2 separate regions of the Homo sapiens genome follow, and region 1 is linked to region 2. The links are chromatin loops, found by intact Hi-C in ENCODE. Cell type or tissue: heart left ventricle. All regions are shown on one strand. Each heading gives the region's core, and the rest is flanking DNA. Links, peaks and the distances in the headings are about the cores only.

Region 1 (10,093 bases), core at 1,724-6,723, 54 kb after region 2:
AGACTAAGAATCCTTTTCAGATGTAGACTAGGACTTTGTAGACACACTATGCAATTTTCCCTATTATAAGCTTTCTTTCTTTTGTGTTCAGAAGCAGAGAAGGTAGAACATAGTACTAATGTAAGAATGAGGTCTTGGTAGGTAAGTGGACAGGAGGAACTAGGTGCAAGAGAATTGGGTGCAAGACTGCAGAGAAGCTCAGATGATCAGCCATGGAGTTGAGGCTGGTGAGAAAGGAGGAGGGACCAGGAGATGCTGATGGACTGAAGAGAGGAACATAGCAATTGATTAGATTGTGAAATGTAAGAGAGTGCCTCCAATTATAGATGCTAATAGTTATTAATAATAACTTTAATTTTCTCATTTCAACCAAGACAATTTCATGTTTAGCTAAGTGAAGATGTTGTGGGTGAAGAGATGTTGCTCCTAGGAAATTTAATGGAATTTAAAAAATGCATGAATCTCAATGATTACTGATGACTCATAAAACCTTTTCTTGGAGCTCAATGGACTAATTCAAAGTCGCACTAGATAATTAGTGGCAAGGCAGAGACTGGAATGAGGGCAATGGTAATATCAACCACCCGACCGATAGATATGATCCATGTTTAGCCTTACCAAACCTGATGACTGTCTTTTCTCAATGCACTTTGTCACTCAACCCTTCCTTTCCTTTCCACCACCTCCACCTTAGCTCACAACCTCATCACCTTGTGCTAGATTTAAGGAGGGAATGTCCAGGTGCTAGCCACACTTCTAGTCCTTTCTCTACCCTAATTTTGTTTCACAGGCCATAGAATCATGGAGTTTCTAGAGAAGAATAATGAGGCTTTCAATGGATTTCAACTTCCTGGGCTCGAGCGATCCTCCCACCTCAGGCTTTCAAGTAGCTAGGACTACAGGCATGTGCTAGCACGCCAACGAAGTTTTGTCCACCTCAGCCTTTCAAGTAGCTAGGACTACAGGCATGTGCTACCACGCCAATGAAGTTTTGTAGAGATGGGATCTCACTATATTGCCCAGGCTGGTCTCAAACTTCTGGGCTTAAGCGATCCTCCTGCCTTGGCCTCCCAAAGTGCTGGAATTATGGACATGAGTCTCCACTCCCAACCTGAAAGTTTCTATGCATTTCTCCCATACAAAACACTTTGTGACTTCCCATTTTCTACACGGTGAAATCTACATTTCTAGCCTCTATTATCTGACTTCTGTTTGATTTCTCACGTTATTCTCCTGCAAGTTGCCTTTTACAACCAGAATGACCCAAACCATTTCTTTCCCCCTCAAAACCACTGTAATCATATTCTTATATACTGGAATTATCTACTTCTTCTTGTCCACTCTACTTAGTCCATATATTCTCAAGCTACAAGTTATGTCCTATATCCTCTTTGAATTCTTCTCCCACCATTTTAGCCTCTCACCAACTTTTTGTTTTCTAGTGACTTTCTTTGGTTTTTATTAACCATACTGTTCATGGAGCATATTTTATTTTTCAATATTTTTACTATTAATTTTGTGGGTACACAGTGTATATATTTCTGGGATACCTGAGATATTTGGATACAGTCATGCAATGCATAATAATCATATCAGGGTGAATGGAGATCCATAGCCTCAGGCATTTATCCTTTGTATTATAAACAATCCAATTATACTCTTTTAGCTATTTAAAAATGAAAAATTGGCCGGACGTGGTGGCTGGTGCCTCTAATCCCAGCACTTTGGGAGGCTGAGGCGGGTGGATCATGAGGTCAGGAGGTCAAGACCATCCCGGCCAACATGGTGAAACCCTGTCTCTACTAAAAATACAAAAAAAATTAGCTGGGCATGGTGGCGGGGACTTGTAGTCCCAGCTACTCGGGAGGCTGAGGTATGAGAATTGCTTGAACCAGGAGGCACAGGTTGCAGTGAGCTGAGATTGCACCACTGCACTCCAGCGTGACAACAGAGTGAGACTCTGTCTCAAAAAAAAAAAAAGTACAATTAAATTCATATTGACTATAGTTACCCTATTGTTCTATCAAATACTAGATATTACTCATTATTTCTAACTATTTATTTGTACCTATTAACCATGCTCCACCTACTATCCCACCACCTCACTAACCTTCCCAGCCTCTGGTAACCATCATTCTCTCTATCTCCATGAGTTCAACTGTTTTAATTTGAAGTTTCCACAAATAAGTACGAACACCCGAAGTATGTCTTTCTGAGACCACGAGGCATATTTTATGTAATACTATGCATTAGTTTTTATTTTTTTGTATTTCTTTTCCTTTTTGCCAGATCTAAAAATTCTTGGAAAAGCCAACGTGATATGGTAGAAAATCCTGAAAAGAGAGTAAGAGAACCTAGGTTGTAAACCTAGTGATACAAGTGATTAACTCTGTGATTTTGAGTAAATCTCAGGGCACCTCAAGTCTCTGTTTATAGACGTAAGACCTGCGCTGGTCTCTTGGGCATGCTAGGTGCTCAATACATCATTGATGCTTTCTTCAGAACCCCCCTTTCCTAATTATGAAATTCTAGACATGCAGAGGCTAGGGGCCACTTTGAATTCCCATGTTCTTAAGGAATGCAATTGCCCTCAAAGATGGTTTGTTTTAAAATTTTAAAAATTAAATATACTCCCTTTGTTTCACCACTGATTTTCTCTTCTTTATAGTACCTGCTTCCGAGTACTAATAAACAGAGCAACCTTGACTTAATGCCTTAGATAGAGAAAAGAAGGTTCAATTGCACACCTTGAGAAAAATGAACCAGAAGGTTTGCTAGAATCCCTGCAGGAGAGGACATTATTTGGTTTGGGAAGGAAATGGACTTCAATTCTCTGGTCTCTTCATTGTTTGACTTTGCAGCTTTTTTTTTTTTTTTTTTTTTCCCCAAACTCCATGGGTCAAGGAAAAAGGAAGGTGAAACCCATGGACAACTGCGACATCAGACACAGCTGGCTGGGCCGCTCCGCCAGCCCCCACTCAGCAGGCGGGATGCAATGTTCAGGGCAAGGGAGGCAGCCAGCCCCTGGCGTGACATTTTCAGCTGTGCAGCTGTGGGCCCTGGCACGTTGCTGCTGGAGCTTGATGGTTGCCTTCCAGCCCCTGAATAGCTTTTGATTAGGATGGGATGCCTAGCAGATGAGTCAGATTTAAACCACGCTGCATGTGGTTAGTAGCAGCCATTTTTTTAATCACTGTCATATTGACGGGGATTACAACTCCCCATGAGATGTCTTAATTTATTTGGCCCCTAACCTTTAAGATGACAATCGCATTTTGTGAGCTTCTGATGCTTTTCTTTTTACAGTCACAATTTCCCCCAGACCCAGGCCTTTAACTCCTTTCCAGAATTAGATGGACCATGGATACCATCAGTTCTGGGCCTGACTGTACTGTAATTAGAGTCCCAGAAATGTTTGGAGCTGACTTTTACACCCTATTCTTCTTATGATACCAGAAGTTGGTGTGCTCTGGATCAGAGAGGGAATTTCAGAGCAGAAACAACTAATAAAACTGTGACCTGGAGTGGTGGGGGAAATGGATACCAGGCATTCAACAGAAAGGCCGTAGAATATGGGGCCTCCTAAAGTGTGATTCCCCTCATGGCCACTAGGTCAATGAGTCCTGAAATTTTGCCAACAGAAAATAATTCTTCTGGCTTAAACGTGTTATTTTATTGGCAAGCAGGTGTTCCTGGAAGGGGTCGCCAATTGGTCTCTTTTCAGACATAAATGCCTAAATGTGCATGAGTTTGTCAGATCACTTCCTGAGGTTAGATTTTGTTGGAGAGCTCAAAAAGTGAAAGAAAGGGCTGCGTACATTCCTGTAATTCCAGCGCTTTGGGAGGCCGAGGAGGGCGGATCACCTGAGGTCAGGAGTTTGAGACCAGCCTGGCCAACACAGTGAAACTCCAACACTACTAAAAATACAAAAATTAGCCAGGCATGATGGCAGGCACCTGTAAATGCAGCTACTTGGGAGGCTGAGAGAGGGAGAATTGCTTGAACCCAGGAAGCGGAGATTGCAGTGAGCCGAGATCATGCCATTGCACTCCAGCCTGCGTGACAGAGCAAGCAAGGCTCAGTCTCAAAAAAAAAAAAAAAAAAAAAAAAAAAAAAGTGAAAGAATAAGGCACTGAACAATTGGTGGGATGAATCAGGAGAGGGGCTGTGGGGCTGTCAGAGATGGGGAGAGTAAAGAAAGGGGGGCTCACTGTACCCATTTTCCTAGGCATGGCACTGTTAAGGAACAGAATGATGGAAAATCTAGACATCGTAGATGATATTAGGTTGGTGCAAAAGTAATTGCAGTTTTTGCCACTAGAAGTAATGGCACCAACCTAATAGTGATAGGAACAAAGTCATGTTTAGAATTCTGCTCTCATAGAGAGACAGGGAACAACCCAGCCTGTACCTTATAGCACAGCAGTGCATTGAGTAAGGTCCAGGGGCATGTTAAACGCATAGCCTAATACATTCGCCCTCTCCCTACTCCTCCCATTCCAACAAAGCATTTCATAGTCCACGGTCCCTTGTCTCAGCTCTCATAACACCATATGAAAATACAAGAGCTTTCCACAAAGTCATGCTAAGAGGGTTAAGTCATTAAAAAGACAATATTGTACCTATATTAAAAATAAGAGCCATAAATAGTCCTATAGCCCTTGGAGTATAAATATTACTGTGTTTCCTTTATTTTCCCAAATTAAGATTGGTTGACCCCTGTGAAAATAAAAAATGATAAACTTAGAATCATATTATAGTAGTCTTAGTAAAAACTAGAAAAAATAAGGTTATAATGGCTTTGATAGGGTCAAATCTTGAAATAAAATAAACTTTGTTTGTAAAATGAGTTCAAGAACTCAAAGTGGTTGGGTGCAGTAGCTCACGCTCTAATCCTAACACTTCGGGAGGCAAAGGTGGGTGGATCACTTGAGGTCAGGAGTTTGAGGCCAGCCTGGCCAACATGGTGAAACTTCATTTCTACTAAAAATACAAAACTGATCCGGGAGTGGTGCCACGTGCCTGTAATCCCAGCTACTCAGGAGGCTGAGGCACGAGAATGGCTTGAACCTGGGAGGCAGAGGTTGCAATGAGCTGAGATCTCAACACTGCCCTTCAGCCTGGACAACAGAGTGAGACTTCATCTCAGAAAAAACAAAAACAGAAACTCAAAGTGCAGGACTAAGCACTTCCTAATCTCAAAAAATTGAGAAAAGTTAAATTAAGCAGTGCTCATATTTGGTGGTCAATAGAATACAATTGTACAACAACCTTCAGCCAAAGGAAGACACCTTTGGGTGTGGGGAAAAGGGGCAGGGGAGAAGGAGATAGATAGATAGATAGATAGATAGATAGATAGATAGATAGAGAGATAGATAGATAGATAGATTGATTATGGGAGTTCCTTCACATAATGATGGAGGCCACAAAGTCCCATGATATGCCGTCTTCAAACTGAAGACCCGGAGGAGCTGATGGGGTGATTCAGTCCGAGTCTGAAGACTTGAGAACCAGGGCAGCCAATGGTGCAACTGTCAGTCTGAGTCCAAAGACCTAAGAAACTGGAGGCCACTCATGTTGTATTTCAGAGTCCAAAGGCCAAAGAACCAGGAGCTCTAATGTCTGTGGGCAGGAGAAGATGCATGTCTCATTCAGCTTGAGAGATGGCTGGGCACAGTGGCTCACACTTATAATCCCAGCACTTTGGGAATCCGAGGCAGGAGGATCACTTGAGGCCGGTGGTTCCAGACCAGCCTGCCTGGGCAACAAAGCAAGACCTCATCTCTTAAAAAAAAAAAAAAAAGCAAATTTGTCCTTCCTCCATTTTTAAAATTCTCTTCTGGCCTCAATAGATTGGATGACGCTTGTCACATTGGTGAGGTGATCTTTACTCAGCCTGCCAATTCAAATGCTAACCTCTTCTGAAAACATACATGCAGAAATAATAATAATAATTTTACCAGCTATCTGGGCATCCCTTGGCCCAGTCAAGTTGACACAAAAAATTAACCATCACAACCAGAAAGCTCACATAGTCTAAAATGAGGTCTGTCAAACTTTGTTCTTAAGCTTACATGAGCATGCTATACTTCCAGAACCCAACACTTTGATATCTGGTCTTATGACTGCTGTTGATCAGATTTCAGGGACTGAGAAAATGCATATACTCCCTCTTAAATCAGACACAAAAGCCTCACTGAACTCAATAAGATTAATATATGTGGTGGGCCATTAGTCCATCTGTATTCAACTAGGAGTCTGATTCATTTCACATAAATAAAAGTAGGCAGCCAAAGTTATGTAATGAATATAGGGCATTTTCTATAATCACCTGACACACTTAGGACTACCATGTTCTAGATAGTCAGCATAAATATAGCCTAGTAAATAGTGTATATGTATATGTATATGTTCAAGAGAAGTGGGTAAAGTGAGCAAAGACTCCTCTAGGATTCCTGTGGTACTGAATCCTCTAGGATTCAGTGTCATGTACGTGATTTTGAGTGTACATTCTGAGTTCTTGAATAATGCCTATCTGGTTACCCAAAAGTGATCATCTCTATAAATGATACCATAATTTTCTTAGGGGATCTGGTTTAGTAAAGCAGATATATCAAGATACTCCTTGCTTGCCTGGGTGTGGCTGGAAATACACCAGATTGGAGAAATGTGCATCTGATAACCATTGAAGTTGAGGTTTTAGTTTATCTCCTTCAACCAAGGGTTCTCACTGAATCTTTTGAAGGTCAACGTCCCTATCCAGCCCAACCAAGTACTCTTAATAGTGATTTTGATCTTATGGTATATGACTAGCACTTTGTGTTATAACTCTTCATGCCGTATGCTCCCCTATTTGAAGGAATGTTATAAAATCCCCCCCACCTTATTGAATGCTATTGATTAACCGATTCAGTCATTTATTCACTCAGTTCTTTGTTTATTAAATAATGCCCGAAGTATTCTAGGCCATTAGTCAGGAGTTAGTTAACATATACTTTCTAAGCTCTGGGGTTAAAATGGTGAGACAAATAGACATGTTTTCCACTCTCACAATCTAGCAAAGAAGACAGACATTAAGCATGTAATGGAAACTCATTACATGCCTAATGACAGGCAGGGGAAATGCAGTAAAGAAGAACTGGATGTCATGGGCGCATTTGAGAGGGAGCCAGGGAAGTCAGGAAGGCTTCCTTGTGGAAGTCAAAGCAGAAATAGGTTGGAAGTATTTGCATATCACTGGATAGTGTGGATGCTATTTTGCCTGGGTTATAAGATGTGCCTGGGACCCCAACTCACTGATACTGTATTCTGTGGCCACTTGAATTGGTCATAAAGCTGTTTCATGTGTCTCTGCATTTCTGGAGGACAGTGATTCAATGGGACATGCATGAAACTAGGAGACCTGCACCCAGGTCAGTTGCTGGAGCGGGGGAAAACTTACAGACTTTCTTCAACCTTGAGCTGCTGCTGTTTACGGATTTTTATCCTTAAGTGTTAAAACAGTTTCAGGGTAGTCAATGACCTTATTAAGAACTTTCCTTTCTACTCTAGTCCTAATAGGGTAATTCGGGTTTTCACACCCCTATCATACTGAAGGGGAACATAAAGCAACTATGGATCTCACTAACAATGGCATCCAGTCAATAGCTCCCTGTGGGAGTCCAACCCACAAATCTTCCCCATCTCATCAAGGAATGCTTGGAGTTTCTTACATCTACTTCTGAGTAGCTATGAGAAGTTCTTTCCAGACTGCTTCTGAGGGATCCCCCTGTTTCAGTCACTGTGTCAATACCTTTGTGATAGTGCCAGGAGGTGCATCCCAATTTGCTGACATTAACTTGGGGTCTAGGTTCTCTTGTTTTGTTGAGACAGGCAGCCATGTGCTTTGGGTTCCTGACAGCAATGAATCTAGTTGTCTTTGCTTTGAATCAAAATTCCAGTTTGCCACAACCCATCCACCACCCTTCCAGAACTTGTCGCAACTCTTCTGTGGGAGAAGGAGAGAATTAAGAAGCAATATATTTGGGAGGCCGAGATGGGCGGATCATGAGGTCAGGAGATCGAGACCATCCTGGCTAACATGGTGAAACCCCGTCTCTACTAAAAATACAAAAAAAAATTTAAAAAGTAGCCAGGTGTGGTGGCACGCACCTGTAGTCCCAGCTACTCGGGAGGCTGAGGCAGGAGAATCACTGGAACCTGGGAGGCAGAGGTTGCCATGAGCCGAGATTGCGCCATTGCAGAGCAAGACTCCTCAAAAAAAAAAAAAAAAAGAAATATAAACAAGACCACTTGGTGCTGCCACCTGTGGGCCTGTGCCCCATTCCTGCTTCTTTTTTTTTTTTTTTGGAGGCAGAGTCTCACTCTGTCGCCCAGGCTGGAGTACAGTGGCACCTTCTCAGCTCATTGCAACCTCCGCCTCCTCCCAGGTTCAAGCAATTCTCCTGCCTCAGCCTCCTGGGTAGCTAGGATTACAGGTGTGCGCCACCACACCCGGCTAATTTTTGTATTTTTAGTAGAGATGGGGTTTCACCATGTTGGCCAGGCTGGTCTTGAACTGCTGACCTCAAGTGATCGGCCTGTCTTGACCTCCCAAAGTGCTGGGAGTACAGGTGTGAGCCACCACACACACTTCTTAGCTGACAATGTGGGCTCCTTAGCTTGGAGAAAGGGGCCCTGCCCAGATGCAGGAACAACGTGCAGATAATTTAGGGGAGAGGGAGCCCAATCTATTACACACAAATTCAAAATTTCCAAAGCTTTGCGTGGGAACTGCTGTTATAAATCCTGTTATCTGTTAATGGGATTTGGGCCTGAAACGCCCACATGCTGCTTTGAAATTTTCCTCCATCTGTTCATTTCTGCAAAGCTTATTTAGGGCAAGCGACGTAGCCTACTAGTGTTTCCAGCTGAACAATTTGGGATTGTAGATCTGTGGAGAAAATAGATAAATGGTTTGCTGGGGACTTCCTGCTATGTATCTTCTTAGGCCCCCTCCTCTGGCGTCTTCTGTTGAGAAGGTTCTTGAAGAAGTGGAGTAGGAGGAATCATTAGCAACACTGCATAGAAGGAAGAGTGATGGGCAAGAGTTGTCCACTCAACTGTGGAAATGAGATCAAATAAATACTTAAGAGACTCTTTTGGGAATTGACCCTGGTTAGACCTAGTTCAGGAACACATCAGTTCCTTAATTTATCTTTGGAAAATCTCACTATAAACACTAGCCTTTAAAAAAAATTCAACTTCTATAGTTTTTTCTCATCTCCTTGTTGGTTATGGGTCAGCCACACCTAGAAGGTTTCTTCCCTCAGAATCACTTTCCTTCCCTTTCATGCCAGGTGAATGTTGGCCCTCGGGCTTTTTGAGCCATGTTGAGAGCTGTCATGGATAAAATGAGCCCAAAGCTCTCAGGGCCCTGACCCCTTCACTGGCCTGTTTGCTGCTCTTGGCCACAACTCTTCTACAGACCCAGTTTTCTTTTCGGAAAGATATGGAAGTACAAAGTCTCAGAGTTATTTCATAATTACAAAGTACTTCTTAGATACTTATCCCTCCAGCAAATATTTCCTAAGTGTCCAATAGGCACTGCACACTGGCAGGTCCCAAGGATACAGAGGTGAAAAAGATACAAAAGGTTTTTACCTCCACAGACCATACGGTTGAGTGAAAGAACTGAAATTAAGCAAATAACTATATGTACACGCATATTTTCCAGTTGCAATAAGTGTTATAAAGGAAAGTGTAATGAAAGATTAAAACTGGAGAACTTGATTGAGATGGAGGGCTTCCTGGAGGAGGAAACTTTCAACCTAAAGGCATTATTCCTCTCTTATGTCTAGATTCCACTTTCATTAAGGGCATGATTGAGACTTAAGTCAGCAACAACAACTCTTGTGGCTTTTCAAAGCAAATTTGCCTGGGTGTGACTATTCCTTTCCATTTCAGTGCTTTGATAATTGAAACCAAGGAACCACAAAACATCTAGAGATGAGTTATCTCCTAACCTGTTTTCAGTGTCTGTGTAACTCATTTGGAAAGTACTAGATTCATAGTTCTACAGATGAGCCTTTTCCACAAAGGTGGTGAAGTCGC
Region 2 (10,093 bases), core at 3,191-8,190:
CTGAGCCACACTGAGGCCTGACACACGAAGGAAGATGGGTGCCCTGTTATACTTGTTTTTATATATTTTTAATGGTCAATTTTTTTAGAACATTAAAGTAACTGAAAAATTTGGGGAAATGGGAAGGTAGGTGTATTAAAACTCATGTAATTATTTTACATCAAAATACTCAGAAAACGTATCCATTTCTCTTCTCAGAATTAACATCCATCAAACACACTTTCAATTACTTTGTATTCTGTGTTACAACTTACAACTTTCAATTAAAAAGAAGATAAGCAAAGAAGTAGATTTTGAATATGTTGTTAATGTGTTTGCTTTCATTATATCCAGGAAAGTAAAATTATAGCAAATTCTTTTGGGGGTATAAATAAAATATTTACACTTAAAATAACATTGTGATTTTTAATACCTTGTTCAATTGTTTCAATATTTTGAATTATTTTTATGCTATGAAAAACATGTTTAAATTATATGTTAAAAGCCCGTATATAGGCTGGGCACAGTGACTCACACCTGTAATCCAGCACTTTGGGAGGCCAAAGCAAGTGAATTACCTGAGGCCAGGAGTTCAAAACCAGACTGGCCAACATGGCGAAACCCCGTCTCCACTAAAAATAAAAAAATTAGCCAGGCCTGGTGGCGCAAGCCTGTAATCCCAGCTTCTTGGGAGGCTGAGGTGGGAGAATCGCTTGATCCTGGGAGGTGGAGTTTGCAATGAGCTGAGATCATGCCACTGCACTCCAGCCCGGGGGACAGAGCGAGGGTCTGTCTCAAAAAAAAAAAAAAAAAAAAAAAAAAAGGAAAAAAGCCTGTAAACAGACGTGCACAGTTTTCCTTTAGCCTCTGCAAACATCGTAACTTGGCATGGCACTGTTGTGTCCTGTCTTTATGTAAAATTTTTGTTTTGTTTATCACGGATATATTTGTGCTAACTTAGATTTTAAAAAAAACTATTGCATTAAAATATTATTTATGTCGATTGCTGAGTGGTTTTGCAACCTTTCATATTTTGCCTGTGAGGTGAGCACCTTACTAGCTCTGGCCTGCAGGGGAGGGGAGGTTCTTGAACAGCCTCTGTAGCAGCCCAGGTGAGAGAGATGGCGGCTTGGGCCAGGTGTTGGAAGTGGAGCTGCGGAAGGCTTTGAAGGGGGCAAATCCGTCTCACCATGTCGGTGGCGGCATTAGCATTACTTCTTGCTATGAGGATACTGATGTGCCGGTTCTTACTCTTCGCTTTCTGCAGCAAGGAGAAAGGATGTCATTTTGCTTTCGTGTTACAGTTTCATGAAAGCTGACTTTTGATATCCCATATTCATTTTTCACTTAGGCCAAGTCTTTACACCCATAAAGTCAGCAATTTTCTTTTAACAATTCGGATATTGAAGTAGGGAGGAAACGTAGTCTCTAGGAGATTCTCTTTCATAGTCAGGCTGTGTGGACCGAATAAATGCGGTGCCAGAGGCCTCTGATCATAATCACGCCAAGGAAATAATCCATTCCATTAAGAAGCCCGGCGCCATAAATAAACCAACATGCCGCTGTAGGCTTACAGGACTGTGTCCCATCTGAGACTCAAATGTGGATGTAAACTCAGCCCGTGGTGATTACTACGAGCGTCTGATGAGTGATTTTTATGAAGTCTTCTAAGATGTAAGAGTGATGGGCGAGGGGAGTACAGTAATGATCCTCTGTGCAGAGTTCCCATGGATATGGTCATTTTGACATGGATTGGTAAATTTTCTGGGTGATGAGGTTTTTTTTTTTTTCTGAATATCTCATTAATTTTTTTCCTTTCATTTTCCTTTTCTGATTTTTTTAAAGGAAGCTGATTTTAGTTGAAATGACACGCTCCTGTGGAAAGAGCATGTGCAAATTATCTTTTGTTGGAAACGAAAGGGCATGACATGAATACTTTTCCTCCGAAGGGTTTCAGAGAATGCATTCAGTCTTCTGGACAGAGAAATAATTGGCTCCAATTAACTATGCAAGGAGGATTCAAATGTAATTTTAAAAGCAAGTGTCTTTTGGGTAGCTTACTTTCCAGGCACAGGTGGGTTACGGCTTCCAGGTTTCGCCTCTCCCCAGCTGCTGCTTATCGGTCTGAGACACTTACAGAATCCGAAGTAGGGAGGGGTGGAATTTCAGACCCAGAAAGGGAGTTTTCAAATCAACTGTGACTTTGTCCTTGGATACATTCACTCTGCTTTGGGAGTCAGTTTGGAGCTAAGGACCATACATTCCTCAGGGCTACTGCTTCTCAGGAGAACTGGTAACAGAAATCCTATCTTTTCTTTATTACATTTATTTAACAAATGCTTGTCACCTGCCCATGATATGCCAGGCACGGGGTCAGGCTGCAGGTGTGAGACAAGGAATCTTTCAAACACCTGTGGGTTGGAAACTTAAGGAAGTAGTTTTTGAGTGGATCTAGTGGGACGATTTGTCACGATCATGCCCCCAGGCCCAGGCCAGCTAATGGCTGCAGTCTGCTCTCTCCTTGTGGGACTGGGGCACGTTGGCCACTCTGTGCTCTGCAGTGGGGCCTATCTGCCACCCACCCATTTCCCTGAACAGTCACTGGATCCCAGCTCACGAAAGAAGGACGTCCTTACTTCTCTTCCAGCTGCACCTCCGAAACAGAAGAGGTAATCTGTTATCTGTGAGAAGGAAGAAGACCTTGCCAAAATGAAGCTACTCTCTCGGCCGTTTGCCTCCTTTTCAGAAATGTCTGGTCCTTTACTCATTTTTTTTTTCACTTTTCTTCTTTTTTTTTAAATTTTATTTTACTTTAAGTTCTGGGATACATGTGCAGAATATGCAGGTTTGTTACATAGGTATACATGTGCCATAGTGGTTTGCTGCACCTATCAACCTGTCATCTAGGTTTTAAGCCCCACATGCATTAGGTATTTGTCCTAATGCTCTCCCTTGCCTTGCCCCCAACTCCGGTGTGTGTTGTCCCCCTCCCTGTGTCCGTGTGTTCTCATTGTTCAACTCCCACTTATGAGTGAGAACACGTGGTGTTTGGTTTTCTGTTCCTGTGTTAGTTTGCTGAGAATGATGGTTTCCAGCTACATCCATGTCCTTGCAAAGGACATGAACTCATTATTTTTTATGGCTGCATAGTATTCCATGGTATATATATGTCACATTTTCTTTATCCAGTCTATCATTGATGGGCTTTTAAAAAAATTTCTAATCTTTAATTTTTTTGGGTGCATAGTAGGTGTATATATTTATGAGGTGTGTGAGATGTTTTGATACAGGCATGCAATGCATAATAATCATGTCATGGAGGGTGGGTGTTCCTTCCCTCAAGCATTTGTCCTTTGTTTATTACAGATAATCCAATTACACTCTTTTAGTTATTTTAATAAAATGTACAATTAACTTATTATTGACTATAGTCACCCTGTTGTGCTGTCAAATACTAGGTCTTATTGATTCTATTTTTTTTTTGTACCCATTAAGCATCCCCACCTCCCCCATCCCCATTACCCTTCCCAGCCCATGGTAACCATCCTTGTACTCTCTATCTCCATGTGTTCAATTGTTTTTATTTTTAAATTCCACAAATAAGTGAGAACGTGCGATGTTTGTCTTTCTGTGCCTGGCCTGCTTCACTTAACATCATGACCTCTGGTTCCATTCATGTCGTTGCAAATGACTGAATCTCATTCTTTTTTATGGTTGAATAGTACTCCATTGTGTATAAGGACCCACAGTTTCTTTATTTATTCATCTGTTACTAGATGAATCAATAATGGTTGCTTCCAAATCTTGGCGATTGTCAATAGAGCTTCAACAAACACAGGAGTGCAGAGATCTCTTTTATATATTGATTTCCTTTCTTTTGGGTATATACTCCATAGTGGGATTGCTGGATCATATGGTAACTCTTTTTTTAGTTTTTAGAGGAACTTCGTTCATTTTTTTAATTTGGCTATTTGTGGGATTTTTTTTTTTTTCTTGCCATTGAGTTGTATGAGAATTTGAGTTGTATGAGAATTTTTTCAATTGAGTTGTGTAAGAATTTCCATGCAGCTCTTCCAGGGAGCCTTATATTTTAAATATTAACCCCTATATTAATCTGTTTTCACACTGCTGATAAAGACATACCTGAGACTGGGAAGAAAAAGAGGTTTAATTGGACTTACAGTTCCACATGGCTGGGGAGGCGTCAGAATCACGGCCGAAGGCAGAAGGCACTTCTTACATGGTGGTGGCAAGACAGAAAGAGGAGGAGAGGAGGCAAAAGCAGAAACCCCTGATAAACCCATCAGATCTCATGAGACGTATCCACTATCATGAGAATAGCACAGGAAAGGCCGGCCTCTATGATTCATTTACCTCCCCCTTGGGTCCCTCTCACAACATGTGGGAATTTTGGGAGATACAATTCAAGTGAGGATTTTGATGGGGACACAGCCAAACCATATCAACCCCTTATCAGATACGTGGTTTGCAAATATTCTCTCCCATTCTGTAGGTTGCCTTTTCACTCTGTTGATGGTTTCCTTTGCTGTGCAGAAGTGTTCTCATTTGATGTAGCCTCAGTTCTCTATTTGTGCTTTTGTTGCCCGTGTTTTTGGTGCCATATCCAAAAAAATTATTGCCAAGGCTGAAGTCAAAAAGCTTTTTCTTCTGTTTTCTTGTAGTAATCTTATAGTTTTTGTGCTTGCATTTAAGTCATTAGTCCATTTTGATTTGTTGCTTGTATATGTTGAGAGGTAGGGATTTAGTTTCATTCTTCTGTATGTGAATATCCAGTTTTCCCAGCATCATTTTTTGAAGAGACTGTGCTTTCTCCACAACCTTTCCAACATCTGTTATTTTTTGACTTTTTCATAATTGCCATTCTGACTGGTGTCAGACAGTGTCTTATTGTGGTTTTGGTTTGTATTTCTCTAATGATCAGTGATGTTGAGCGTTTTTTTCATATACTTGTTGGCCATGTATATCCAAAGAGCATTTCTATTGTGAAGGAGGCAAAAACAGGGAGGCACTCTAGACATGGACCTTCATTCATACTGGGAGTAGTTTAGAAAGTCCTGGGCACACGGTTGCCTCCTCTTCAGGTTACCTCTCCAGCTCATTGGGAAACATAGTGGCGGGACGACTTCCGCTGATTCTGAAGTCACTGTGGCCATCTTTCCCAGGAGGCCCCAGCCTGAAGATTTGACCTTTAATAGATGAGTGATTTACAAAGCAAGGGCTTTGTCAAGGTCACCCAGCAGAGGATGCGGCAGAGCCCAGACAGGGGAACTCAGTGCCTTGATTGAAGTTCACTTTCCTCTCACCACGTGACACAGAAAGTAGCTCAGCAGAGTAGAAGTACCTGAGCAGAGTAGAAGTACACAAGGCTGAGGGGCCTTGTGTTTGTCCCAGCAGAGCCACCAACTCCCTGTGAGGCCTCGGGCAGCATCTCCTGGCATCAGTTTCCTTTAGAATTTCAAGTGGTAAACATGCGGCATCTGCATGCCTGGCCTAGAAGCAGTGATTCATTCTTCACTAATTCAGCAGTTGCAGTGACTTTGTAGAACGTAAGTACTGCTGATAACCAAAAGTAGACTGTACTTTAAAATGCCAAGCTGGCCTGGGGCCCTGCCAGCTGCCCTCTGTCAGCCTAGAAAGGCATGGAAGGAAAAGAGTTTGTCAGGCCCTTGACTTGTGACCCTGACAGTGCCAGCAGGACCTGAGGACCTCTGTGATCCTTCTGCATGGTGGGCAGGGCCAGCCCTGGCTGAGGGAGAAGCGCTGACCATACTGCCAGGCAGGAGAGTGGCTCTGCTTGCTGGAGAGTGGAAAGTCTCATTCCTTTCTGAAGAATTTCCACTCAGCTCTTCCAGGGAGGCCTCAGCTGAATCAGAGGGACCCATTTCTGTTCACGTGGTCAGAATGCCATATCCAGAAACACCTCTGAATTCGACTTTCTTTTCTCTTCCTTTACGGGAATGAAGTGTGACCATTTGATCGTTAAATGTCATGGTGTGTGTGTATGTATGTATTTGTGCATATGTATATGTGGATGTATATGTGTGTGTATTCGTGTATGTCTGCATGTGTGTGTACTGTGCATGTGTGTGTTTATGTGTATCTGTGCATGAACATGCATTCACATGTTTTACCTGTGTGTGCATGTGTTGTGTGTACATATGTGTATTTGCATGTGCATGCATGTACATGTGTATATTGTATACAAGTGTATGTGTGTATGTATGTGTGTGTTTATGTGTGTGCTTATGCATGTATATGTGTATATTGTGTGTGCACATGTGTGAGTGTGCACATGGTTGTGTGCACATGTGTGTATGCATGTGTATGCATGCATGCATGTACACGAGAATGTTGTATGCAACTATGTGTGTGTTTATGTGTGTGCACATGTGTAGGTGTTTGTGTGCATGCATGTACATGTGTATTGTGTGCACATGTGTGTGGTTGTAATTGTATGTGTACACACATGTATGTGCATGTGTATATTGTCTGTGTATGTGTGGTTGTGTATGTGGTTGTATGTGTGCCCACATGTGTATGAATGTGCATGTGTCTATTGTTTGCACGTGTGTACGTGTGGCTGTGTGTGTACATGGTTGTATGGGTGCCCACATGTGCATGTATGTGTATATTGTGTGAACGTATGTGTGGTTGTGTACATGGTTGCATGTGTGCCCACATGTGTATGTGTGTGCAGGTGTCTATTGTGTGCACGTGTGTATGGGTGGTTCTGTATATATATGGTTGTATATGTGCCCACATGGGTATATGCGTGCATGTGTCTATTGTGTGCACGTGTGTATGTGTGTGTGGTTTTATGTATATGCACATGTATGTGCATGTTGGAGGTGGCATGTTAGGGTGGAAGGGGAAGGTAACCAGCAAATGTGGAGAGTTTAAAGGCAGAAGAGAAACATGGACTTCCTGAGTGAGGCAGCTCCCACAGCTGGGACTGAGTTAAAAGCTGGTGTCATGATCCTTTCACATCCCAGCATTTGCACCACCACCCAGATGGCTCTCAGCCATCAAAAGGAGAGAGCCACCTCCCCTGCCCTTCCTGCCCCTCTCCTCCAGCTGATCGTCCCTCTCCTTTCTTCCTGTCTCCCTCTCCTCCCTCCCTCTCCTCCTTCCTTGCCGGTGCTGCTTTCTCTCACTGTCCTTCCCTTCTCCCGCCTTGGCTGCGACTGGATTTCTTTGTAGCTAACTGTTCCTGGCTTTAAAGCCAGCTTCTGTTATACGTCCCCACCCTGTGCTCAGCTCACATCCTATTTCCTTTGTAGAGAACGTGAAACCCAGTAGGGAACCCCAGGCCTCCCTGATCCCCTTCCCTCTCTTGCTTCTAGGACCTGTTGCTGAAAGCCAAATGCACAGAAGAAAGTGGGTGACAAATGGTGATACAAGACAACGAGCACCTGCAGTGTCCTCACGGGGAAGAGCAGGGAGGGTGGGTGTCAGAGAAGGCCCTGCAGGAGCACCTGCAACATGGCACCATGGGCCAAGCACAGGGACTGGGGACCTGTTGAGGACAGCTGTGGGCAGGGGCTTGCCCAGCCAGGCCCTGCTGCTATGGTGGACTTGGACCTCCCTGAAGGTGTCGCCTGCAGCAGCAGACCACGGTGGGGACAAATGAGAGGACACCTGCTTCAATACCACAGTGTGAGAGAGTCCGGTAGGGCATCGAGTTCTGATGTCCCTTCTTTCAGCAGTAACAGGACAGACTGGCAGAAGAGGGCCTCGGGCTCGGATGCCATAATGGGTGATGGAGTCAGCCAACATTGCTCCTTCAGTGTGCATGCCCTTGTTCATTTGCTTATTCACGACAGATGGTCCCTGGGTGCCGACTGGGTGGCAGGAGCCGTTCTAGCTGCTGGGGACCCTTGACTCCCCCTGACTGAGCCACCTGGGCATTGCCAACTGGCCTTGGAGAAAGTGACTTCATGTTGGGGGCCAACAAAAGACCGTACCATTTGGGGTCCAGACCGATTACTTGGAAAGCTCCTGGCTCCCTCCCTCTGACCTTCAGCAGCTTCAAGGTCAGGAGTGGTTTTTGGGCTGCCAGGGCTTTAGATGTGGCCACCTGTCCCCACTTGCCAGGCAAGGGACTGAGCTGACTGTCCCCAGATCCTCATGTTCAGGCCAGAGTTACTCAACTTCTAATCATTTTATTAGTTAACAATTTGTGAGACTTTATTATGCAAAGAGTTTGATGGCTAAAACAATGAAAAACCCACTGTCCTACTGAATCAGCCTCTGATTAGGCAGGCGGTGAATGTGATTTTCTAACCCCGGTTCAAAGTCTAACCTGTGGCAAATCAATTCCTTATTACTGCCTCACGTATTTTATCTGGGGAAGAAGGGTAACAATGATTAACAGCTTGCCTAGGTATCTATTTATATATTCAGAATAATTTGAAAAACAATGAGTTATTATATACTCATTTCTTCTTTCTCACAGTTACAGTAACAATGGACAAAACAGTGTTTAGTTTTTGGAAGAAAGAAGCAAAGCGCTTCTAAATGGCTGATTTCTGCGTAGTAATAGCCTAGCTCCCAGAACACGTTTGTCTCTAGCACAGCCATATTATCTTTAAAAAGCCCGTGTACATTTGGGCCTCCCACATATCAATAATTAAACGGCATCATGGAATAAATATTGCAGCAGCCTCCTCTCTCCCTCTTCCTTTCCACATGGGCACTTTGACATTTTGTGCTGCCAGATTGCCTGACAAATTTGTTTACCACTGAGAAATAAATTGCCTTTCTAACCCAAAGCGGTGCCCAAACAGTGTCCACTCTTGTAAGAAGACGTAAAAGATATACTTTGATTAAAAGAAAATGTCAACAAGGGGAAATACTGAGCTTTCTTCTTGACTGCAGCCAGGAGCCCTAAAGCAAAGGTTGATACAATGAGAAATTAAAAGTGGTGCACAGAAAAAGCCCCCAAGCCTCCTATCACTTTATAACACAACATTTTCTGGTATATTTTTCACAGAAGTAAAAATTGTTGATGCATGTACCTAAATTCCCTGGCTATTCATTTCTTCATTTTTTGTATTTTTCTTTCTAAATTTAAAAATGATTATGACCTAATTTGTATGTAAAAAAGATTTATATTATATATTTATATTTAAGGTGTGAAGAATGATTGACAGCCATATACTTACTATTCCGTTTAAGGATATTGCTAGTACTTTATGTTCATATTCTCTTCCTTTATCCCCAGAGATAAACAATATTCTAATTTTTATGCTTATCATTCCCTTGCTTTTTATTATAGTTTTAGTACATAAGTATATATTCTTAGATAGTTTAGTTTTTGTGTATTTTTTATGCTTATTTTAATAGTATAAGTATAAATCCTTAGGTAGTTTAATTTTTGTTTATTTTTGATGCTTATATTAATAGTATACTGCTTTTATTCTGTGACTTTTAAAAAAAATTTCATGTTTTGGCTGGGTGCAGTGGGTCACGCCTGTAATCCCAGCAGTTTGGGAGGCTGAGGCAGGTGGATCACGAGGTCAAGAGATGGAGACCATCCTGGCCAACATGGTGAAACCCCGTCTCAACTAAAAATACAAAAAAAATTAGCCAGGTGTGGTGGCACACACCTGTAGTCCCAGCTACTTGAGAGGCTGAGGCAGGAGAATTGCTTGAACCCAGGAGGTAGAGGTTGCAGTGAGCCAAGATTGCACCACTGCACTCCAGGCTGTGTGACAGAGCAAGACTCCATCTCAAAAATAAATAAATAAATAAATACATACATAAAAGAAAAAAATTCATGTTTAAGAAATGTATGCTTAATAAAATCTATTAGTGTATGTAATTGTAATTAGTGACTTTTAATTGTTCTGCAATAGTCTATAGACTTACTGGTGTCTTTTTTTTTTTTTTTTTTTGGCATTATAAATAATGTGGTCATGAACATTCTTGAGGATGCTCCCTGGTGCTCTAGTGCAAGATTTTTTTGAGGGTGTTCCCTGGGAGCGGAACTGCAGAGTCACGGAGATGTGCATCTATGACTTAACTAGATCATGTCAAATTACTTTCCAAAATGGTTGTAACACTTTATGCTCTCAACTGAGTGTGTAAGAGC

What was found. A loop is a pair of places that touch in the nucleus more often than their neighbours do. Peaks named below come from ENCODE experiments on the same cell type or tissue, not always from the same donor. Only the 100,000 strongest peaks of a DNase experiment are listed, where the experiment ranks them.
Region 1: a loop joins it to region 2, with 7 times the contacts of the local background. A loop is called at or near these places in 5 of 110 quality-filtered maps.

The regions. Positions count from the first base shown.
Region 1 is chr10:14,390,281-14,400,373 of GRCh38, reverse strand. No RefSeq gene overlaps it. Among named protein-coding and RNA genes, the nearest start is that of MIR4293, 12 kb to the right of the region's middle. In heart left ventricle, for the core only: a CTCF peak has its summit at 3,615; a DNase peak (open chromatin) is centred at 3,023; H3K27ac peaks cover 397 bases.
Region 2 is chr10:14,445,827-14,455,919 of GRCh38, reverse strand. No RefSeq gene overlaps it. Among named protein-coding and RNA genes, the nearest start is that of MIR1265, 14 kb to the right of the region's middle. RefSeq lists an enhancer at 7,663-8,163. In heart left ventricle, for the core only: no CTCF peak of the experiment used is centred there; DNase peaks (open chromatin) are centred at 5,679 and 7,579; H3K27ac peaks cover 664 bases.